Linked DNA regions of Homo sapiens: regions 1 and 3 are each linked to region 2. A link is a loop called in an ENCODE intact Hi-C map of the cell type or tissue named here. Cell type or tissue: natural killer cell. All regions are shown on one strand.

Region 1 (8,000 bases), 61 kb after region 2:
ATTGAATATGAGGCCAACTAGTAAATTTTTACTTGATTTTCAGTTTGACAAAAAAAGTGACATGTCTGGAAGATAAGGGTCAGCCACTTTTATTAGCTTCAGAGTGGTGGATATTAGCGCTTTTGTTACAATCTCACAGTTCCTTGAGGCTGCGTTCACTGATTTTTTCAGTTATTTTTTTCTCTACGTTGTTCAGATTGAGCCAATTCTGTTGTTCTATCTTCAAGTTCATTTATTTTTTCTTCTGTCCTATTCTTCTGCTAATTTCATTCAGTGAGTTTTTAATTTCACTTATAATTTTTAGTTCCAAAATTTCCATTTGGTTTTTCTTTTCTATCTTCTCTTTCTTTGCTGAGACTTTCTATTTTCTTCATTTGTTTCAAGCATGTTCATATAGCTTGTTGAAATATTGTTATGATGGTGCCTTTCATATCTTTGTCAGATAATTCATACTTCTTCGTCACCTTGATATTGGCATTTTAAAATTGTCTTTTCTCATTTAAGATGAGATCTTCCCCATTCTTGGTATGACAAATAATTTTCAGTTGAAATGTAGACATTTTGGTTATTATGAGACACTGGATCTTATTTAAATTATTTATTTATTTATTTGAGACAGAGTCTTGTCTGTCACCCAGGCTGGAGTGCAGTGGTACAATCTTGGCTCAGTGCAACCTCCGCCTCCCGAGTTCAGGCAGTTCTTCTGCCTCAGCCTCCTGAGTAGATGCAATTACAGGCGTGCGCTACCACACTCAGCTAATTTTTTTATTTTTAGTAGATACGGGGTTTTGCCATGTTGGCCAGGCTGGTCTTGCACTCCTGACCTCAAGTGATCTGCCTGCCTCGGCCTCCCAAAGTGCTGGGATTACAGATGTGAGCCACTGCACCTGGCCTAAATCTTTTATTTTAGAAGGCCTTCTCTGCCACCATATTGGCAGGATGAGGTATGTGTTGCTTCTCCAGGCTGGTGAGGAATTGAAATAGCAGGTTTTCCCATTGGCCTTCACTGATGCCTGGGGGGTCAGGCAAGGGAGTCCTCATTATTTCTGGAGGGTAGTGGGAGTTCATGCTCCACCTATGCCTCTGGTGATACCAGCCGGACAGTGTGACGGGGGAGTCCTTCGTTACTTTGTCAGTGGGCTCTACTGATATCACAGTTCGGATAAGTGACTTCATTTTTGCCACGATGTAGTGAGCATCTGACTCCCTGTCAGGCCTTCTCTGAGGCCACCCCAGCAGGTGGGTTGCAGCGCTTTCTTACAGTCTGATAAAGGTAGAGCCCTAGGCTCTTCACTTGGCCTTTGCTATAAGAGGTAGACTTGGGCCACGCTGTTATGTGTGGTCTTGATTGACATAGATCATTTGTTGTCTAAACATTTTCTGTCTTATTAGGCTTTCCTTTTCTGGCCCTTTGAATTAGACAGAGCAGGACTTTCTTAGGTCCTTTTTTTGCCTGCACCTCCTGGAGTTTCTGCTTTGCCGGCTTTTCCAGTACCCAGTCTAGGAAGAATGAGACAAAAAGAAAACCCAGGGAATGCACCGCTGTGTTGAGCCACAGGTCTTCAGATCCCTAGGTAGTGCTCTTCTTTTTCTCTACCTTTCAGAGTCACCTTATGTTTGTTTTATATACAATATCCAGATTTTTAGTTGTGCTTGGTGGGAGAAATAGGGAAAAGTATATCTACTTCATCTTTCCTGAAACAGATATTGGGCCAAAAGTATTTCAATTTTTAGTGAGTTAGAGAGCTTCAGGGTAGTAGATAAGGTAAAGTTGTAACATATCTAAGCAACAGCTATTACTCAATGATAAAAATGAAACTTCTCTGTGTCTAATCTTGCCTAAGTGGATAGAATTCTGTGGTAGAGAAGTATTTCTTAAGGTGGAGTTTGTAGATCAATTCAATGTTGACATTTGCTTCTTTTTAACTCCTGAATATGTAGTTGCCATGGAACAGGATTGGAAAGAATCATATCAAATAGGAAAAGCATTTTAAAGTTAGCTATCAAAGGATTCATCAATTGGAAAAAAAAAGCTTTTCTTTGGGGCGCTGCTTTTTAAAATGGGATTGTGGAGTGATTGGGTAGACCTAATTCACTCTGCCCTCAACTCCAGGAGCTTGTTAGACTAAGGGAAGGTAAATTTAGGCTTTCCCCAAAGAATTTAGGCTTATTCTACTATATGCTTCAATCTGGAATCTTTGAGTTAAGTTTAAGTCACTTCTTGAATAAGGCCTGATATACTGGAAACTTCACTCAGGTGGCTCATTAAATGGGAACAGATGCTTGAATTCAGGCTTTCCCTCTTCCAGGGTCCAGAGAGCATAATCATAGTGTTTTACACACAAATTGGCTTTTGGAAGCGCAGAAATTGGGGGTTCTCTGTGCCAAAAAAACTGTAAGAAATTAAGAAAATCATGGAACCTTACAAATTAATAAAATTTAAAAATTGCCCATCCTCTTTCTATGCTCCGAAATGGAATAGACTAGAAAAGACTTTTATGGATGAGAACCCACTGGGAGTTGGAGAGAGGAGAGGAGGGAGAGAAACAAAGAAAATGAGAATGAATTGATATGAGCATGAAGGCTTAAATGGACTAGTCCTTGCCCATGAGCTTAATGTTGAGTTAGAAACTTCTAGAGCGATGAGGAATAAAGTGTACTTTCTCATAAGTCTTTTTATAATTAGACCACAATGATCGTGATTCCACTAATTCTATTTTTGTAAATCCAAGTTAAACATCTGCAGATGGCCCGTTTTCAGCCCTGGTTGATTTCACTCCAGGTTTGCACTGTGTCAATAACCTTTTTATGGATTACTGGGGACCCAGATATGTTTTCTAAAGATTAATGGGAGCCCAGAATGAATACACTACTCCAGGGGGTGGCTGGCAGGGTCCTTGGGTTCCTCTTTCCCACAGACACCACTCTAAATGCAAACTCGAATGAGTCCTGTCTCCTCCTGGACTCTCCTCTGTATCTTGCTCTGCAATAGCCCAAATGAATCATTCTTCCACTTTGCTCTCTCTTCTACATTTTTTTCCTTGCCCCCACCTCATACTACAAGGAAATGAATTTTCTTATATCCTAACCCTATGCACCAAAGCCTCCACTCTCTCCTTTCTTGCATTTATTGAAACTTTTCCATGACAGCAGCGATTCTCCTTCAGATCTTCTTTTCCCTAGGCTCTGTGTAACCACAGGGCATGGGGACCGTAGGCGGAAATCTCCTCTTTATTGCTTCAAACTACCTTACTCTTCAGATTAGATCTCCTTTTCTATGAGGCTGATGTAACCCTCTGTCTTTCCTGGTTGCTGTTTTCTATGGACCCATTGTCACTGACGATTTTGACATTGACTCACTATCACTTTCATCCTATGTCCCATCATCATCTTGAAAAACCTGAAACCCCAGGAGGAAAACCAATACCAAATCTTGGCCTGCGCACTCCCTGGTTTCAGTCTCACTGACTGTTGCCTCCTCTCCATCAAGCTGCTGCTACTGCCACCTCCTGGAATTATCACCAGAAGTACCCTTCTTCCAAAATCTAAACCTAGACTGAATTTTGTTCATTCACTTATTCATACCTGCTTTAATTTATTAATTCTTGTAGCAATTATTTACTGACTTCCTTGTGCTAGGGGAGACAGTATAAAAAGTATAAAAGACAGAAACGGTCCTTGCCTTCATGGAACTTACGAAGACACTACAAGAAAACACAGAAATAAAAATTTTCTGATGGTGACCAAAGTGGACAAGGTACTGAGCTACAAAATAATGGGAACTTAGGTAATTACTCATAGACCACAGATTTGATTCTGTTCTTGCTGAACATCGAGGTAAACACAAAAACCTAACCAGTTACTTAATTTATGTGGTCCTTAAGATGAAAACAGATCAGATCTTCAAAGACAAAACCACACCTTTTCCTTGGAGTTTAACAAAGATACTGAAATACAGTATTCTTCAATAGCATTCCCTTGATACCTGGCAGCCAGCAGGCCCTCCATGCATGTGTGGTGAATGAATATGCATGATAATACAGAACTATCTAACACGTATTTCATGCTTTTTGTATGCCAGGCACTGTTATAAGCTTTTTACATACTAACTGCTGTTATCATCCTCAATTTGCAGGTGAGGAAACCGAGGCACGCACAAGTTAAATGACTACCCCAGCTCCTCTAGGAACCAAGATGAACAGCTCTCATTACGAATATTTGTTTTAACACAGCCACTTTACTAACCATGGAGCTTTGTTCAAATTGTTATTATTACAGAATCTTGCTCTGTCATCCAGGCTGGAGTGCGGTAGCGCAATTTTGCCTCACGGCAACCTCTGCCTCCCAGGTTCAAGTGATTTTCCTACCTCAGCCTCCTGAGTAACTGGGACAAGAGGCACATGCCACTACACCCAGCTAATTTTTGTATTTTTAGTAGAGACAGGGTTTCACCATGTTGGCTAGGCTGGTCTCAAACTCCCAACCTCAAGCAATCCACTCACCTCGGCCTCCCAAAGTGCTGGGATTACAGGTGTGAGCCCACCACACCCGGCCCAAATTATTTTTAACTCATTGTCTCTATAATGAGAGTAATAACAACCTCATAGATTGTTGAGTGAATTAAAATGAGACATTTAACCCACAGTCTGTTGTCCTGAACTCTCGTGGCCAAATGCATGCGGTTCTGAAAAACTCACTTTAAAAAAGGGTAATGAAATTCATATAATATATATTATATGATAACCTCTATTGGAGTGTGAGCCAATACCCTATAATCAAAAACATGAGCATTTCTGTAGTGAAACATGAATATTCACACTGAATGAGAGGAATAAAGACCATAAATAGTCTAGTATCAATTCATATAAGTCTTTAGCAACAAGTTAAGTCCAGTGGGGAAAAAAATCAGTTTTCAGAGATTTTTCAATTTCAGAATTAGAGGAAAAGTATTGTGGACTTGTGTGATCTATAATGGTCATTGACTTTATGACTTTGATATTTAAGGACACCTTAATATGTGATTGGCAAGGGCCACATTTTAAGTAATTTTGGATCCTTCAATGTGAATGGTTTTTTTTCTCCTCTTAATTTCTCTGAGGTTTCCTTGCTTGTAGAATGTGGATGATAGAGCCTGCTTTGCAAAGTGGTTGTGAGGTTTAGAAATAATAAATATAAAGTGCCTGGGACAGGCCGGGCGCAGTGGCTCATACCTGTAATACCAGCACTTTGGGAGGCCGAGACGGGAGGATCACGAGGTCAAGAGTTTGAGACCAGCCTGACCAACATGGTGAAACCCCGTCACTACTAAAAATAAAAAAATTAGCCAGACGTGGTGGCGCATGCCTATAAGCCCAGCTACTCAGGAGGCTGAGGCAGGAGAATCACTTGAACCCGGGTGGCGGAGGTTGCAGTGAGCCAAGATTGTGCCAGTGCACTCCAGCCAGGGCGACAGAGTGAGACTCCATCTCACAAAAAAAAAAAAAGTACCTAGGACAAAATAGACCAACCTACACAAAAATGGTGGCTGCTGTTGGTATTATTTAATATTAAAAATAGCTAGAAGATTTAAAAGTTTGCTTCTGTCCTGTGAGATGAGGAATATGTGGGAAACAATATCAGGATAAATATCCTGGGTTCAGCACCTCTCCACATGTGAGTGATGGATGAGTAGTTCCTGAGACATCACTGTGGATTTGGTGACCCAATGGCAGTAACCTGGCATCCGGCAGTGGGAGGTGGAGACAAGTTGGTGTGATGAGTGTGCATGTGCATGAGGGACCTCTGCAGGGACATAGGGCATATATTGGATTCCAGAAGGCTCTTGTAATACTGTTGTCCATGCATCAAACCATAGAATGTGGTGTACTTCTGTGGAACTCAACACTTTGCATGGTAATGTCTCTCAGAGTTGGTGGCTAACTCTTTGGTCCTGAACCTGATTATGTTCATGTTATTGCTGTTCTTTGGCACCTTGTGCCCTTGCAAGTACTTCAGTGTAGGCATTATGGAGGGATGTGCTGAATATTGACTCTCTTTGGTAAAAGAGACTCTTTCACTTTAGGGCCTTGTGGCACTGCCCAGTTGAACTTACTGGAATAATAGAAATAGTCAATATCTGAGCTGTCCAGTATGGTAACCACGAGACACGTGGGCCATTGAGCACTTGAATGTGGCTAGTGTGATTGGAGAACTGGATTTTTAATTTTCTTTAATTTTAGTTAAATAAATAAGTTCAAATATCTGTAACTATAGACGACCACATGCAATGAGTGGCAGTCTTATTGAAAAGTGCAGCCTTAAGACATTCACTGAATACCCTTGTTTATTTCTCACTGTTTTCTTTATTATGATTATTGCACCCAGAGCAATTGCACCTGCAATAGAGACAGGTTTATTCACCTCACGCAGTTCCTTTTTATTTTATTTTATTTTATTTTTGAGAGAGAGTCTTACTCTGTCTTCCAGGCTGGAGTGCAGTGGTATGATAATGTAATAATGGTTTACTGCAGCTCAAACTTCTGGGCTCAAGCGATCCTCCTGCGTCAAGCCTCCTGAGTAGCTGGGATTACAGGCATGCACCACCATGTCTGGCTAATTAAAATTTGTTTTTGTAGAGACAGAGTCTTGCTATGTTGTCCAGGCTAGCATTGAACTCTTGGCCTCAAGTGATCCTCCCACCTCAGCCTCCCAAAGCACTGAGATTATAGGCATGAACCACTGCACCTGGCCTCATGTAGATCTTAACAGAGATCTACTAGAACTCAGAAGGTGTTGGTATCTGATCCATTGCTTGTGCCCATGTTGCCAAAATATGATTATAACCATCTCCACACTGTAGCTTACATGTGTATGTGTGTTGTTATTGTTCTTAGGAAGAGTGCTGAAAAGATTGAGGAAACTGTTAGCGATAGCTCCTCAGAAAGTGAGGAAGATGAAGAACCACCTGACCATCGTCAGGAAGCAAGTGCAGATTTGCCATCAGAATATTGGCAAATTCAGAAGCTGGTGAAATATTTAAAGGTAAGAAAGGCCTGTGGTAGTATGTTTGCAATGTTCATTTAAAATACTTTCCCAAGGATGTATATGCTGATTCCAAGTTTATGTTTCTTTCAAATAAGAGTAGTAAGCATTCCTGTTGTTTTATCTAAGTGTGTGCAGGGAAAGGTCTTATTACCCTGAGGATGCAAGATTCATCCTCATGGAGCAACCAGGCTGCCTGGTACCAACCCTCTCTCCTGGCTGGGGAGTGCCCATGGTAAACAGCTGACACTGAGACTTGCTGCCATTTTATGATTTGTAGTATGGTATGGAAGAAATAACATGGATTTTTAAAGCGGACTTTGGTTAAACTCCAGGCTGTTTCCCTTACTAGCAACGTAGCTGTTGAAACGTTACAGTTTTGAGCCCTAATTTTCTCAACACTTGGAATAAAATTAATATACCTGTACTACAGGACTATTATAAAGTTTAAGAAAACACACTTGAAACATACAGCGTGGTTTCTGAGACATTGTGGGTGTTTATAATGTGGATTGGTTCATTTTCATTTCTCTCAAGTCAGATAGCATATATGAGAATATTTTACATAATAATTGGCCACGTAATGTATTTAAGTACTTGAATTTGCAGGAGGGCAAGGGGAATGACTCACCAAAACCCAGATTAATATTCATTTCTGATGTCAGATAGCAAGTATTGATGATATCTAGGCCTTGTGTAAAGTCGACGTCCAGAGTATTTGAAAAAGCATTTGACTCAACTCATGTTTTCTTTCTGCTTTTCCATGTCTTTGGTCAAATCAACCAAGGGCATTTGCCAGTGGCTTTGCTTGATTCAATCATTGCAGTGTAAACATTTATCAAAATATCACATTGTACTCCACAAAAATACACAATTATTCTTTGTCAATTAAAAATAATTTGTATTTTGGCTGGGCGTGGTGGCTCACGCCTGTAATCCCAGCACTTAGGGAGGCCGAGGTGGGTGGATCATCTGAGGTC
Region 2 (8,000 bases):
TGAAAAATAACAAAATTGGAGGACTCATCATTCCTGATTTCAAAACTTACTGTATATGTATATTCTGAAAATGGCAATGTAAAACTGATACATCTGTTCTATTGGACCTAAATGGCTACTTTTAAGGAAATGCTTTGTTTAGAAAAAAAAAGGCAAGACTGCAAACTGTTTTGCAATTTGGTAATATCTTACAAAATTACAAACATCAAACATTTCTAACTCCATTTCTAATATTTCTTACAGATATGCTTTCACATATGTGAAATGACAAATGTACGTGGTTATTCTCAGCAGTATTTTCTGAAGATCAAAGGAGTAAATAACCTAAATGTCCACCAGAATGGCTCAGGTTAAAAAAATTATGGTGCAGGTCCACAATCCCTTACTTACAACCCTTGGATCCAGATACATTTTGAAATCTCAAGTTTTCTAATTTTGCAAAGGTTATATGGTACATATGCCATTTGGTATATTATGTAACACATCCAATAGAGTCTAAGGCAGCTCTCACTAAAAAGAGAATGTGATTTTTGCAGCAAAACATATAAATAGTTACATTAAAGAGGAAAGAGACTCAAAATACCCTCGTTTTACTTCAGGTCAGGTTTTACTCCCCAGATTTTTAGTTCATATCAGACAGGTTTTGCTGCCAAATGAGTTTACCAAAAAACTTCTGGTCTTCAAAGATTTTTAAAATTGTAAGTTATAGCTAGGTAGCTGTGAGCCTGCACCTTTATTACTATTATTTACTCTTCTTTGTTTTATAATTAGCTGTTTAAATATCTGCCTCTGGCCAGTGGCTGGACACCACAGCAGCAGATCCAGATTTATTTCCCTCTGCATCCCAACATGCCTGACATACATAAAACATTTAATTTTTTTTTTCTGGCAGGGTACAATTGCTCATGCCTTTAATTCCAGTGCTTTGGGAAGCTGAGTTGGGAGGATTACCTGAGGTCAGGAGTTCGAGATCAGCCTGGCCCACATGGCAAAACCCTGGCTCTACTAAAAATACAAAAATTAGCCATACAAGAATACAAGTGTACACTTGTAATCCCAGCTACCTGGGAGGCTAAGTCAGGAGAATTGCTTGAACCCAGGAGTTGGAGGTTGCAGTGAGTCAAGATGGGACCACTGCACTCCAGTCAGTGTGACAGAGGAAGACTCCATCTCAAAAAAAAAAAAAAAAAAAAAAGAAAAGAAGAAAACATTTAGTTTTTTCTCTGAATTGAATAAGCATGCCTTATAAGAAGGACTACTTGTTAATATTTGACTTCTGTAAGCAAATCAGATGTAGAATGATGTGGTAGAGTTATGCCCAGTAAGCAGTCAGTACTACTTGCACGTGGTTTATGACCGTGACAAGGACCGATTTCAGCACAGGAAGATTACTATTCTGAAATGCTGCCATTATTGTCAATTATTAAAAGATGTCTTATAAATAGGGATGTCAAGGGAAAAAAAGGGGATGCCAGGCGATTTTTATTTAAAGGGTATATAATTTTCTCTTAAATTGACTCTTGTGGTCTCATTTCACTCTGCTTTCTAAAAAAAATTCAAGATCAAATGTTTAGTTAATACCAACAAATCTCCCATTTTATTCAACTCCTACAAGTATGCAAAACACAACCCTTTCAATCCTTTGTGTACATGAAGACAAAATTCTAAAAAAAAAAAAAAAATAGAAGTTGTAATCCATGCAGAGATGCTTGAACCAAAATAAAGAAAAAAGAAAACAAGCTAAATGAATTAACTGTCTTGCATTAGCTTATATGCTATAGTTAAACCACACCCTAAACACATCTATTTTTAATTTCTTTTTTTGTTTGTTTTTTTCTTTTTTTGAGACAGCATCTCACTCTGTTGCTCAGGCCGGAGTGCAGCAGAGTGATCTCGTCTCACTGCAAACTTTGCCTCCTGGGTTCAAGTGATTCTTGTGCCTCAGCCTCCCAAGTAGCTGGGATCACAGGCGTGTGCCACCATGCCTGGCTAATTTTTGTGTTTTTTGTAGAGACGGGGTTTCACCAAGTTGGCAAGTCTGGTCTTGAACTCCTGACCTCAAGGTGATCTGCCCGCTTTCGCTTCCCAAAGTGCTGGGATTACAGGCATGAGCCACCACACCTGGCCAACATATCCATTTTAAAATTAGCTAGTAAATCATTGAATTCAAAGTACTATTAACGTAATTCTCAAAGCAAAATAGAAAACATGACCTATCAAAATAAAACCATGAATTCTGCTATAATTTCGAATATACTAAGTAAACTACCTGGTGTATTTTAATAGCTTACCACTTAAGGGTTAAAATTTTAAGGGTTTATAATGTTTTGGAACTTCATATAATGTGTTTGCCTGGAATGAAAACTCCTGGGTGACAAGATTGTAAGTTCTGTAAGTTTGTGCAGAATTCTTTTGACATGTAAATTTTAAACAAAACTTTTACATGATTTCATGATTCCTACCTTCTAAACATTTAGAGATTTTCTCCAGTCGGACTGGCGCGTGAAAGTAAGAAAAAAAATCAGAGATACAAATATTAATATGTGCATAATATATCAGTTGATGAATTTAAAAATAGGTAAAATAGTCCAACCTGAGGTTATATCAGAACTCCTGCCACTCTTTTTGTCCTCGACAATTTCATAAAATGGACCTATGACACGCAGCAATTCTTCAACTTTCTCAGTCATTGGCATAGTTTCAATAATCTGTAATCAAAAGAAACAAATATTGTGAAATCACAAACTCTTAATTTGATCTCCACTAATATCAAATAATCTCCTATTTCCAATTTGTCAATAATTTTAATATTTGACATTCATAATAGACTCTCTGAAGGATCTACATTAATTACATACTTAATGTATACACACTGTGGCCGGGCTAAGTGGTGGCTCATGCCTGTAATCCCAGCACTTTGGGAGGCCAAGGCAGGAGGATGGCTTGAGCCCAGAAGTTTGAGACCAGCCTTGGCAACACAGTGAGACCCTGTCTCTTAAAAATTTTTTAAAAAACATTAACCAGGCACGGTGGTGTGTGTCTGTGGTCCCAGCTACTCCAGAGGCTGAGGTGGGAGGATTACATGAGCCTGGGAGGTCGAGGCTACAGTGAGCCATTATGGCACCACTGCACTCCAGGCTTGGTGACAGAGTGAGATGCCATCTCCAAAAATTAAAAAATAAAATAAAAGGAATCCTTTAAAAAAAGTATATACACTCCTAGAAAAGCTTCAAGTATATTAAAGATCTAAAAGTGTTCTCATTTTGAAGATTATTTTACATGAGCTTCATGTAAAATTTTATACAATAACTTATAAATTGTGTATTACAGCTAGGGGGCGCAGTGCAATGGCTCACACCTGTAATCCCAGCACTTTGGCAGGCCAAAGCAGGAGGAGGATGGCTTGAGCCCAGGAGTTCGAGACTTGCCTGGGCAACATAGTAAGGGCCCATTTCTACAAAAAAAAAAAAAAAAATTGTCTAATTATCCAGACATGGCGGTGCACGCCTGTAGTCCCAGCTACTCGGGAGGCTGAGGTGGAAGGATCTCTTGAGCCCAGGAAATTGAGGCTGCAGTGAGCCATGATCACACCACACTGCACTCCAGCCTAGGCAACAGAGCGAGATCTTGTCTCCAAAAAAATAAAGGAAACAAACAAAAAAACTAGGGGCTTTCATTAAACGAAATAGAAAACTGAAGTTAGAGTAAAATTATGATGTCTGTTCTTTAACAATAAGGTAGCGTAGTATTTCTAACAGGGCACAAAAGTAAAGTAGGAAATTGTAATCACTTTCAGACACCTTCATAAATATGGGCCAATTTAGAATCACCAAATTTAAAGAACAAGGTAAATTAACTGAAAAGGTATTTAACTAAACAGCCATCAATTGGTGACTGATCAAAGAAATTAAAGTATTTCTAGATTTGAAATATTTTGCATATATTAAAAAGAATAAAGTCAGCTCTGTGTGTGCCAATCACAGGATGTTTAATATGATAACAGGGGCCGGGCGTGGTGGCTCACGCCTGTAATCCCAGCACTTTGGGAGGCTGAGGCAGGAGGATCACCTGAGGTCAGGAGTTTGAGACCAGCCTGTCCAACATGGTGAAACCCCATCTCTACTAAAAATACAAATATTAGCCGGGCTTGGTGGCATGCACCTGTGATCCCAGCTACTTGGGAGGCTGAGGCGAGAGAATTGCTTGAACCCAGGAGGCGGAGGTTGCAGTGAGCCAACATCACACCACTGCATTCCAGCCTGGGCAACAAAGTGATACTCTGTTTCCAAAAAAAAAGATACCAGAACTGGCTCCCTCTCTCTCGCTCTCTTTCTTTTTTTTTTTTTTTGGAGACAGCGTCTCGCTCCATCATCACCCAGGCTGTAGTGCAGCGGCACGATCTCGGCTCACTGCAACTTCCACCTTCCTGGTTTGAGCAGTTCTCACCTTCAAGCAATTTCAGACACCTTCATAAGTGATTTGCCCACCTCGGCCTCCCAAAGTGCTGGGGTTATAGGTGTTAGCCACTGCGCCTGGCCAAAACCCTAAAATTCTTGTTCAAACAACATGCTTTTATTCCTAAACCAAATACAAGATGGATCATTGGTGGTCTATGGTAGTCAGCAACTCTGATAGGATTACATGCTCATCAACACCATTCCCCACTGTGTTATATGTGTAGGAGGAGGTTGTTGAGAGAGATTACACAGAATGAACTATGTTAACAATAACTGGTTCTAGTGATTATAATTTAATTTTACAGCTTGTAGTAAATTATCTGATTGCTGCTCCTCTGAATGTACTGTGAAAGGAATGCTTTAATCACAAAATTTCTTTTTGCTAAAGGAAACATTTGTTATGAGGCTAGGGCCATGTGGAGGAATGTTTTATTATTTATTATAAATATCTGAGTTGTAATATATTTGAATTATAATAATAATTCTGAGATAAATCAGATTCAAACCAAGAGAAATGTTTAATGTGACCAAGTCACAACTAATAAATGGCAGAGAAATAATTCAAACATAAATCAGCACCCTTTACACTATCCCACACTGCCGTAATATAAAGACTTCAGTTAGCAGAATCTAGTAAGCCAATTGCATACCACATCCTGACCACCAAGCAACACCTCTACTTCTCAAGGCTTATTAAAAGATCTCTTTCTTAACTTTGTCCTTATTTTTAAGGCTACTAAATTCGGCATTTGGGTTTCTCATGCCCCATAGGGTAAAAGAGTAAACTGTGGACTGAAGTCTCAGAACGAAATAAAAGGAGTATCCATTGGCAGTAAGCAAATATTAACTGAGTATTCATTCTCTCAACAAACCAGAATTTCAGTAGTTAATATAGTGAAGACACAGTAGCCAAAACAAGACACATCCAAAATTGATGAAGTTACTCTCTTTGTTTTTTCTTTTTCTTTTAGATTCAGAGGGTACATGTGCAGGTTTGTTACAAGGGTATACTGTGTGATGCTGAAGTTTGGGCTTCTATTGATCCAGTCACCCATACAGTAAACACAGTACCCAATAGGAAGTTTTTCAGCCCTTTCCTCCACCCTTTTGAAGAGGTTATTCTCTGAGGAAGCAACTTTAAACATACACAAACCAAGAATGATCCCCAGCCATTTGCAAAATTATCTCCCTGACACCAATATTGAAATACAAGAAATGGTGCACATGTACACACATGAGATACAGACTACACACACACACACACACACACACACACACACACACACAAGCAGACACAGGCAAATCTCAGTCTAGGTAACTACTACCTACCCTCAGAGAAGATGTTATCTAAACCAAGCTTGTCCAATCTGCAGTCCTCGGGCAGCATGTGGCCCAAGACGGCTTTAAATACCCAACACAAATTCGTAAACTTTCTTTTTTTTTTTTAATTTTTTTTGTTAATTTTTTTGCGACAGCGTCTCACTCTGTCGCACAGGCTGGAGTGCAGTGGCATGATCTTGGCTCACTGCAGCCTCTGCCTCTGGGGTTCAAGCAATTCTCCTACATCAGCTGCCCGAGTAGCTGAGACTATAGGCATGCACCACCATGATCAGCTAACTTTTTTGTATTTTTAGTAGAGACGGGGTTTCACCATGTTACCCAGGCTGGTGTGGAACTCCTGACCTCAAGAGATCCACCCACCTCGGCCTCCCAAAGTGCTGGGATTACTAGCTGGGATTACTAGTGTGAGCCACTGCGCCTGGCCCAAATTCGTAAACTTTCTTAAAACATTCTGATTTTTTTTGCGATTTTTTTTTTTTTTTTTTTTTTTAGTTCACCAACTATTGTTAGTATCAGTGTATTTTATGTGTGGCCTAAAATAATTCTTCTTCCAGTGTGGCTCAGGGAAGCCAAAAGATTGGCCACCCCTGGTCTAAAGTTATAAGTTAACTAAGCTAATTTAATATATTATAACCCAACCAAATGAAGAATGTTTTGACAGAAATATCTGGTAAGCTGCATGGACACCAGAAAAGAGGCATCCAAAGCCCCATAATTTTTCTAGGTCTGTCCAGCACTTTTCCTCAGTGAGAGACATCATTTCTACATGATGAAAATATACTGGAAAGGTGTAGATATACTCTTAAGAAAGCGAAGACTAAATTCCTCAGGCTTTTTTGGTCCAAAATTACCACATCTCTTAAAGCCATCCAAATCCTAATGCTCTACTCTCTGTTCAATGGAATCACTAACTCAGTCTCCCAAGCACTTCTAACCTTTTGAAGAGTGACCTAGATATCACTTCTGAGTATGCTGATCACTAGAAGCCTATCACTCACTTTAAGAAACTGGCATTTGTTTTTTCCCTCAATCTGCAAAAGATGTTTACTATGAGTGAAACCTTAAAACAAAAGCCAACCCTCAGTACTCAGAGACAGTTGGTGTTCTAGAGTTGTTGAGCTATGGACTAGACCCTCTGCCATGGCAACTTTCAGGTTCCATCTTTATTTATTTATTTATTTATTTTCTGAGACAGAGTCTCGCTCTGTTGCTCAGGCTGGAGTGCAATGGTGTGATCTCGACTCCCTGCAACCTCCGCCTCCTTAATTCAAGTGATTCTTCTGTCTCAGCCCCTCTAGTAGCTGAGATTACAAGCGCCCGCCACCACGCCCAGCTAAATTTTTGTATTTTAGTAGAGATGGAGTTTCACCATGTTGTCCAGGCTGGTCTCCAACTCCTTACCTCAGGTGATCCGCCTGTCTCAGCCTCCCAAAGTGCTGGGATTACAGGCATGAGCCACCGCGCCCGGCCGAGATTCCATCTTTAATGAGACCATCCTCTAATCCTCCCTCTATTACAGTGATTATCCCAATCTCTTAGAAATCCTGAAATAATTAGTCTGGGGTCATCCTGGGGCATTTCTATTTTTTCACAAGATCCCCTAGTGATTTTAATGTGTAGCCAGGGTTTAGTACACCCATCTCTTTTTAAATTCAACAGACATAAGGCACATTATTCAAATGTTAGCTGAATATTCTGGAAATCCCCAGAAGAGAGCCTAAATTTGTACAAAAAAAAAAAAATAGAATTTTGGCCGGGCGTGGTGGCTCATGCCTATAATCCCAGCACTTTGGGAGGCCGAAGTGGGAAGATCACGAGGTCAGGAGTTTGAGATCAGTCTGGCCAACATAGTTTGAAACCCCGTCTCTACTAAAAATACAAAAAATTAGCCAGATGTGGTGGTTTGCGCCTGTAATCCCAGCTACTCGGGAGGCTGAGGCAGGAGAATGGTGTGAACCGAGGAGGCGGACGTTGCAGTGAGCCAAGATGGCGCCGTTACACTCTAGCCCAGGCGACAGTGCGAGACTCCGTCTCAAAAAAAAAAGAATTTTATACTTCTATAAATAAACCTTATTGAATGAAACATGCATTTCTCCCACTCCTCAAACCACATTACTTTCCCTCAAAGCTAAAATCCTATTACATTATATTAAAATAATGTTTTATTCCATTAAGTTTTTCAGTGACATTTTATGGGACACT
Region 3 (8,000 bases), 140 kb after region 2:
TTACACATAAAGTATGTGATGCTGTCTTTTATTCTGAGGTGGTGTTTCTTCATGTAGGTGAGAGGCAACTTATGTATATATAACTAGAGATACTACATATAATTACATGTATGAACATGTATTCCTCTGTATATATAAAGATAAATATTTATTTATTAAAAAAACATAATCCCCAAATCTCACATAATCACACATGTCCCTCCTGCCCACCGTAGATGCAATTCCACATTCCCTGGAGGATCTCACATACACACAAACACACACATGCACACACACACACACACACTTCCATGTTCACTGGAGGATCTCACATAAACACACACACACACACACATGCACACACGCACACACACAGATGCACTCCCAAGTTCCCTGGAGGATCTCACATAACACACACACACACGCACGTACGTGCACACACACACACACACATACACACGCAGATGCACTTCCATGTTCCCTGGGAGACACTGTGCCTTTCTGTCACCTTGTGGCAGCACAGGGAGCCAAAAAGCCCACAGGAGTCTTTTTCTGCCAGTTTTATAAGGCATTTTATAGTTGGCAAATGCCTGGCCATTGGCCTTTAACCAGAGCAAGCCCAGTGGCCATTGCCCTCTAGTGGAAAAGCTGCCCACACCTCCAGAACCTCTCAATGAGGCTAGGCACCCATGTTTTGAGTACATAAGGTGGTTGCATCCAATGGTGTCCCACATGCGGTGGGTGAAGAAGAGGCTTTCCTGGGAGAAGAGAAAATGCTGGGTCTGAGCTTGCAGAATGTGCTGGGGGCAGTGCAGTTGTGGGGGGTTATGGTGGTACATGGCCAGAGGGGCGTAGGAGGACTGGGTGGGGTGCCCCTGAGAGCTTCTGGATGCCTAAGCCTACGCAAACTGAGAAAGCCTGTTAGAACAGGGTCTCACGGGCCTGAGGAATACCTGGGTGAAAGGCAGTAGGACAGCCATGAGCCTGAGACCTGACACTAGTGTGAGCAGCAGGGAAATAGGGGTCCGGCTTAACAAAACCCCCTGGACTGCAATACAGGTGGTTGACAAGGAAGAACAGTTCAGTGGCAGACTGCTGGGCACTGCCTTCCCAGATGGATGAAGATGAGTAATGCCTGTCCCCAAGCCAGGGCCCAGCTTGTGGTTGAGGCTGTCCATTGTGGTGGATTCAAGTGCGCTTGCTCAAGTAGGGATGCTACCGACAACCCTCAGGACTTGGGCCGCGAACACTGTTAGCTTCCTGGCTGGCTTGCGCTTGCCAAAACAAGGCTGGAAAATGCATGGCTGCACAAGCTGAAAAAATGAATGATCTCTTCTGTTATTAGACCTTCAGAGAGACGGTGACCGGGTGGAACTTGAATGGAAGAACACCTAATGTGATCAGCTATCGTAGGCTTTGGACGCTCCCATTCATGCCAACACAGCTGGTCAGCACTCCCTGTTGATCTCCAAAACTCTGAGTGCAAGCTGGCCCAAACACCAAGGGAAATAATGTCTCTGATCTGGACGTCCAGCGTGAAGCTGCGTCTTCTCACGTGACCAGACGATCAACACTCAGTGGGTCTCAGTGTTTTAAAATCACTGATCTGCAGAAACAGTGCAGCCCAGTCTGCTAGTCTGAAATGTCTCATACATACAGGGCACCACCTATGATATAACTAGAAATAAATATACTCGCACACATAAATGTGTTTACATTTAAAGGTATTCTGAGGTGCCCTTCTTTATGACAGTACAACCCAGAAAGTGTGTAGCATGTAAACATGTGTATCAACAAATAAATTGAAATATACATGTGTCGACGTAGATCTTTGCTGCACTCTCCACCAGTCTACCTTGGTGTTTCTCCATGCAGGTGATTACAAAACATAAAATATACATATTCTTATGAAGGAATAAATTTGAATATTTGGTATAATTATATAGATTTATATATAAATAGATATATTTAAAATAAATATATAAATACAAACAATATATTTAAAATAAGCATGTAAATACAAACACCTATGTATAAAATAATCATTATCCAAAACTCACTGAAAAACCCACATGTGCTACAAACAGATGTACCTGCGTGAATATTAGGGGCCATTGGTCCCCTGGGGCCTTCATGCCACCTACTAGCAGCCTAGGAAACCCTAAGGCCAGCAGGAGTCCTTTCCTGCCAGGTCCATGTCACTGGTCGTGGATGGGAAACACCTGGCCATTGCCCTTTAACAAGAGGCAGTCCAAGGGCCATCACCCTCCATTGAGAAAAATGGGCAGTTTCCCAGAACTTGTGCATCAGGTTAGCTGGGCTTCTTTGGAACACTTCAGGTGTGGGCAATATGATTAGTTTGGTGAGGAGAGAAGAGGCTTTCCATGGAGAGAAAGAAGGGTCTGACCCTCAGGATGCACTGGGAGCGGAGAAAGGCAGGTGCAGTAAGATGGCGCAGGGTGGAGGGACAGGCAGGCCACAGTGAGACTGCACCGAGTGCCTTTGAGAGCAAGTGCCTTGGGGACCAAGAGCAGCAGCGTGACTTCCCCCAAACACCGAGGGAAGCAATGGTCCTGACGCCCAAAGTCAAATGCACAGCTGCATCTTCCCTCTGGGCCAGAGAATCAACACTGGATGGGGCCTGAGCTTTGGGAATCACTGATCTGGAGGAACAGGGAGCCCCAGGCTGTCGATCTGGAGTGTTTCACACATGCAGGGCCCCAGCTAAGACATAGCGAGAAATAGATATATCCACACACAGAAATGTGTGTTTGTTAAAGATAGAAGGGCATGTGTGACATGTGAATATATGTGTCAGCATATAAATAAAGATTCATATATATACATATATATATTCATACAGGAAACTGTGTAGTGCTTTCTGCCTGTCCATGGTGGTGTTTCTCCATTTAGGCAAGAAGAAAACCTATCTCCCTATGTATCTATCTATCTATCTATCTATCTATCTATCTATCTATCTATCCATCCACACACATAAATACAGACATATTTATATACATAAGTGAATGTAAATATTCTGTGTAATTATCTATATTTATATATAGAAAAACGTGAACAAATATATAAATATAGGTATATATGTACAAGTCTCTATGTATAAAATAAACATAACCCAAACATGTCACCCCAAGTCCACACAGATGCACTTGCACTTATACTAGAAGCCGTTGGGCCCCCTTACTGCAGACTGGCAGTGGAGTGAACAAAAGGCCTGAAGCCTCCTTTCTGCCAGTTCCGTGTGAGCCTCCACAAATGACAAACACCTGAACATGGCCCTTTGACCAGATCCAGTCAAGGGCCATCGTCTTCTAGTGGGAAAGCTGCCCACTTATGCAGAAGCTGTCAGTCAGGACAGGGCCTCCTCTTTTGATAGTTGAGGTGGGGACATAGAGAGGCGTCTCAGTTTGGGTGGAGGCAGGGGAGGCTTTCCAGGAGGATGAAAACAGGCTAGGTCTGAACACACAGGAGGCACTGGGTGCAGCGTGAATCTGGGTGGGGTAAAGGGCTCTTGGGCCAGAGGGACAGCGAGGCCAGGACAGGATGGCTCTGAGTGCTCCTGAGAGCATTTGGGGAACAGGAAAGTGACCCCCAATTTATTCTGAAGACTGCACAGACCTGCATGAGCCTGTTACCACAGGCCCCAGCTGCATCTCGAGAAACCAGGGCAGACCCGGAGAACACTTGGATTAAAGACACCTGAGAGGGAGGCCAAGGCGGGCGGATCACTTGAGGTCAGGAGTTCGAGACCAGCCTGGCCAACGTGGGGAAAACCCATCTCTACTAAAACTATAAAAAAACTAGCGGGGCATGGTGGTGGGTGCCTGTAATCCCAGCTACTCAGGAGGCTGAGGCAGAAGAATCACTTGAACCTGGAAGGCGGAGGTTGCAGCGGGACAAGATCGCACCACTATATCCAGCCTGAGCGACAGAGCGAGACTCCATCTAAAATAATAATTAAAAAAAAAAAAAGACACCTGGGAGCCTATGGGCTCGAGGCTTCGTCCAAAACTTAGAGAATCATGGAAACGGGTCTGGCTTGACAAAACTTTCTGGTCCACAGTGTAGGTGGCAAACGAGGAAAACCAGGTCAGAGGTAGATGCTAGATATGGCCATCCACAGGGGATGGATGATGCCTTTCAGAGAATTCGGGTCCAGCTTGTGGGTGACGCAGGTCCATCCCAGGAGGCTGAACTGCACGCGCACAAGTGGGGAGTCCCCAGGGAGCCCTGAGGTTCCGGGCCTGGCATCTGGCCTTGGGACAGCAGCAGTGCTAGCTTTCTGCACAGACTTCGGGTCGCCAAGTCTAGGCTGAAAAATGTATCGCCTTACACCCAAAAGAAAGCCCTATCTCTTCTGTTTTTTGAAGCTCAGGGAGGTAGCAACCAGATGGAACAGCTGTGCCTTCCACTCTCCCAGAAGGTAAACAATTGGTGGGGCTCAGTGTGTGGAAACTGCTGCTCTGGAGAATGGAGCAGTGCGGTCTGCCGGTCTGGAGTGCTTCACACATACAGGGCACCAGCTAAGGCATAACTCAAATAAACACATACACAAATCCATGTCTATATTTTTAATATACGAAGAAATAGATAACATATATAAATATTTGCATCAACATATACATAAATACAAATTAAAACATAGATATTTATGCATGGAACTTTTTAGAGCTCTTTCCCTTTGTGGTGCTGTGCCTCCAGGCAGGAACAAGAAAGCCTACATATGTAAATTAATACGTAAAAACATGTATTACTTAGTAAACATACATAACCACATAGATTTATATACAAATATGGATGTATGTATGTACATATATTCATATATAAATATTTGTATGTATGTATATTCATATATAAATTATACACCCCCAAGCATGTGGGCATACACACACACACACACACACATAAACTGTACATAACCCAAAAATCTCACACAAAGACACACACCCTCCCACACACAGATGCACGTACTTTTACACTCCTGGCTGTTGGGCAATGCTGCCACCTACTGGCAGGGAGCCAAAAAGCCACATTACATGGCCCCTTTGCAGATGGTAAACACCCACTGTTTTTGAGGCCTACCGATAGTGCTTTGTTTGTATGTATGTATGTATATATGTGCACATATATATATTTCATATAGAATATACAGTTAATATAGCTATATTACATCATGATGAAATTGAGTGTAATCTCTATAATAGAGAAAAATATATACATCTATAAATATAAATGTATAAAACAAACACAGCCAGAAAATAAACACACACAAACAAAAAACAGATGCAAATACATTTATACTAGGGATCATTGGGCCCTCTTGCCACCTGCAAATATATTTATGTGAAATCGTTTGTAAAAGCTATGATATATAGTTAGAAATATATATACATATATAAATATAAATGTATACAATAAATACAACCCTGTTTTATGCAAAAAATCTCCAAGTAAAGGGCATCTAAATTTAGTAAACTTTGCTGTGCAATAAATGTTGCAAATAAGATCTTTGAAAATGTCCTCCATGGCTTCTTCTCTGGGGAATATTCCCAGGATGTGATGGTTGGGACATAAAGTATACGCATAATTATTTTCACTAAGTGCGAAGAAAATCTCCAAGTGTGTCTGAATCTTTGAGATAAAGCATGAACATGTCCACCTACATTTCCACTAATTATGGCATAATCCAAATTTCTAAAATTAATAAATTGATATAAAGTGCTCTTTTGTGTCATTTATCTCATGACTAATTTTTCTGAGTTCCCCTTCACATATTTTTAACTATTAAAGTTTTTCCTACTTTGAATTACCTATTCATATGCTTCTCGGTGTTCTGTTGGATTTCCCAAGTCTTTTCTTGTTAATGTAAAATAGTTTCTTAAAAAGGAATCATTACAATTATGGAATGAAGTGTTTTGTGTGTCTAAGAATCCTAGTTTCTTCCGGGTATTTTTTTCTCCCATTTTTTCTTAGTAACTACAGCCCCACATATTCAGTTGCTAACATCATCATCCATGTAGATACTACACTTCTTAGCCTCCCTTGCAGGTCAGTGTGGCCATGGAACTAAAGTCAGGAAAGTGAGGTAGAGGCGGAATTGTTTGTCTGTGACTTCCAGGGACTTTCCTTATGGGAGGAGGTCTTTTGTTTTTTCTACTCCTTTTTCATGACTGTAGCTTGGGATGCAGTTGTGTTTCCTGGAGCTCCAGCAGTCGTATGTGACTATGAGGAAGTGAGCTGTGCCCTGGGCACAGCTGGGGAGTGCGGAATTTTGATGGCTCATGAAGCGGAGCTGCCACAGCAAACCTGGATGGCCAAGCCTCTGCCTGATTTTACATGAGCAAGAAGTATGCTAACTTCTCTAAGGGACTGTTATTTTGGGGATTCTCTGTCACCTTCAATTGAACCTTATTCTATGTAAGAGAGGCTACATATAGATCTACTCCATAAACACTGATCATAGAGAAGGATCATGGATGACACAGGCAATGTGGCTTTGCCATCATGAATCGGTCAAGATTATTCCATTTTCACTTCTGGGTACCTTGAATGTGGTGTTTGACACGTGTTTCTTTTTCCCTTATCACAATTTTAGCTCATTTAACGACTGCTGGGCTAACCATGGCACATTCTTTTTCTGCATGTATCATACATCAAGGTTCATGTCACTGTGTGATATCAGTGTCATTGTGACATCTGTAAGAGGATACAGGAGCAACAGTGCAACAGAGTCACCTCTTGCAGCTGATGTATTCCCTTAGGTTTAAGTGAACAGGAAAGTAGACAGATTGGCAACAGGGAGCTCAAAAACAGTCTGTCAGATGAGGTCACAGAAACTATGTGCAAATTTAATACAATTAGTTTGGTGAGGAGAGAAGAGGCTTTCGTGGAGAGAGAGAAGGATCTGAGCTCTCAGGATGCACTGGGAGCAGAGAAAGGCAGGTGCAGTAAGATGGCGCAGCTCTGTCCTCAGCTGCATGTGCCTCTGCACAACAGGTTTCTATTCGGGAAGGGCAGCGTAGTTCTTCTCACATTTTTCCCCTTTGTTTTCTCCCAGGCTTCAGGGTAAAGCAGAAGATTCATGAGAGGGTGTCTGCAGGCTGGTCCTAAAGTGCTTTTCTCCACAGGAATGTCACCTGGGCACTGCAGCCAGGGGTCCCAGGTGCCACTGAGTAGGGCTGCATTCCCATCTTCAGTGAGGGAGAGCTGAGAGAAGGCAGGCAGGATTCACACTTCCCTCACCCACTTGCTTAAGCAATACATTAAAGGTTCAAACTAAAAGAAACCTGAGATCTTACAGAAGCATTTAGAACCATGTATAAAGTGTGGATCACTTTTAAATATTTGAAAATGCACACAAACCACATGAAGCTACTTCAGGTGAAGGATTTCTGGCTAAATGGACTTGACAAGATTCTTGCTGAATGCAAGCTGGGGTGATAAGATAATCACTGGGGAAATGGTGGGGAATAAGGAATTGGATCAGATATCAAGGGTGGGAGATTCTGGCAAAACCAACTTGGCAGGAGTCTTGCTAAAACTGGGCTCTGGAGAACACTCTAAGGATGAGGCCTAGTCAAAAAAGAGCTCAGAGAAGCCTGTCTAGAGTTTTGTTAGGGACAGCCTCTTTGTCGTTGTTTGTATACATACACAGATACACAAATAAATACACATATATAAATACAATTAGTTTATTCCAGTTGATATACTTATTTAAAGTTGCATTGGTTTTTGAGTACCGCAAATTTACCAGCTTAAAACAACACAAATGAATTATCTCATAGTTCTGTGGGTCAGGAATCTGGGCACAGGTTGGCTGGGCCCTCTGCTCGGGGTGGCGTCTCATTTCAGAATTCAGATCATCTTTCAAGCCATGTAACTAGGTAAGTGGAGGCTCCTGATGAAATGTCCTACAGGGGCATGGATTAGGAGAAACCCCATGAGCTTTAAACCCTGAGAGTCAAGGCTAGATTCATTCCCAAAGAGCATACTTAAAGAGTGGA

What was found. Hi-C counts contacts between places; a loop is a spot of excess contacts. Peaks named below come from ENCODE experiments on the same cell type or tissue, not always from the same donor. Only the 100,000 strongest peaks of a DNase experiment are listed, where the experiment ranks them.
Region 1: a loop joins it to region 2, with 15 times the contacts of the local background. A loop is called at or near these places in 26 of 110 quality-filtered maps.
Region 3: a loop joins it to region 2, with 27 times the contacts of the local background. A loop is called at or near these places in 52 of 110 quality-filtered maps.

What each region holds. Positions count from the first base shown.
Region 1 is chr10:27,281,805-27,289,804 of GRCh38, forward strand. It overlaps the pseudogene ODAD2P1. Among named protein-coding and RNA genes, the nearest start is that of ACBD5, 45 kb to the left of the region's middle. In natural killer cell, a CTCF peak has its summit at 3,529 (motif pointing left); a DNase peak (open chromatin) is centred at 3,477.
Region 2 is chr10:27,220,745-27,228,744 of GRCh38, forward strand. It overlaps ACBD5 (acyl-CoA binding domain containing 5), which reads right to left. Exons shown (of 13, transcript NM_145698.5): 5 at 2,594-2,708. Among named protein-coding and RNA genes, the nearest start is that of ACBD5, 16 kb to the right of the region's middle. In natural killer cell, CTCF peaks have their summits at 3,357 and 3,561; DNase peaks (open chromatin) are centred at 3,357, 4,487, 5,097 and 5,647; H3K4me3 peaks cover 847 bases; H3K27ac peaks cover 2,676 bases.
Region 3 is chr10:27,355,763-27,363,762 of GRCh38, forward strand. No RefSeq gene overlaps it. Among named protein-coding and RNA genes, the nearest start is that of LINC02673, 16 kb to the left of the region's middle. In natural killer cell, CTCF peaks have their summits at 4,989 (motif pointing left) and 5,190; a DNase peak (open chromatin) is centred at 5,009.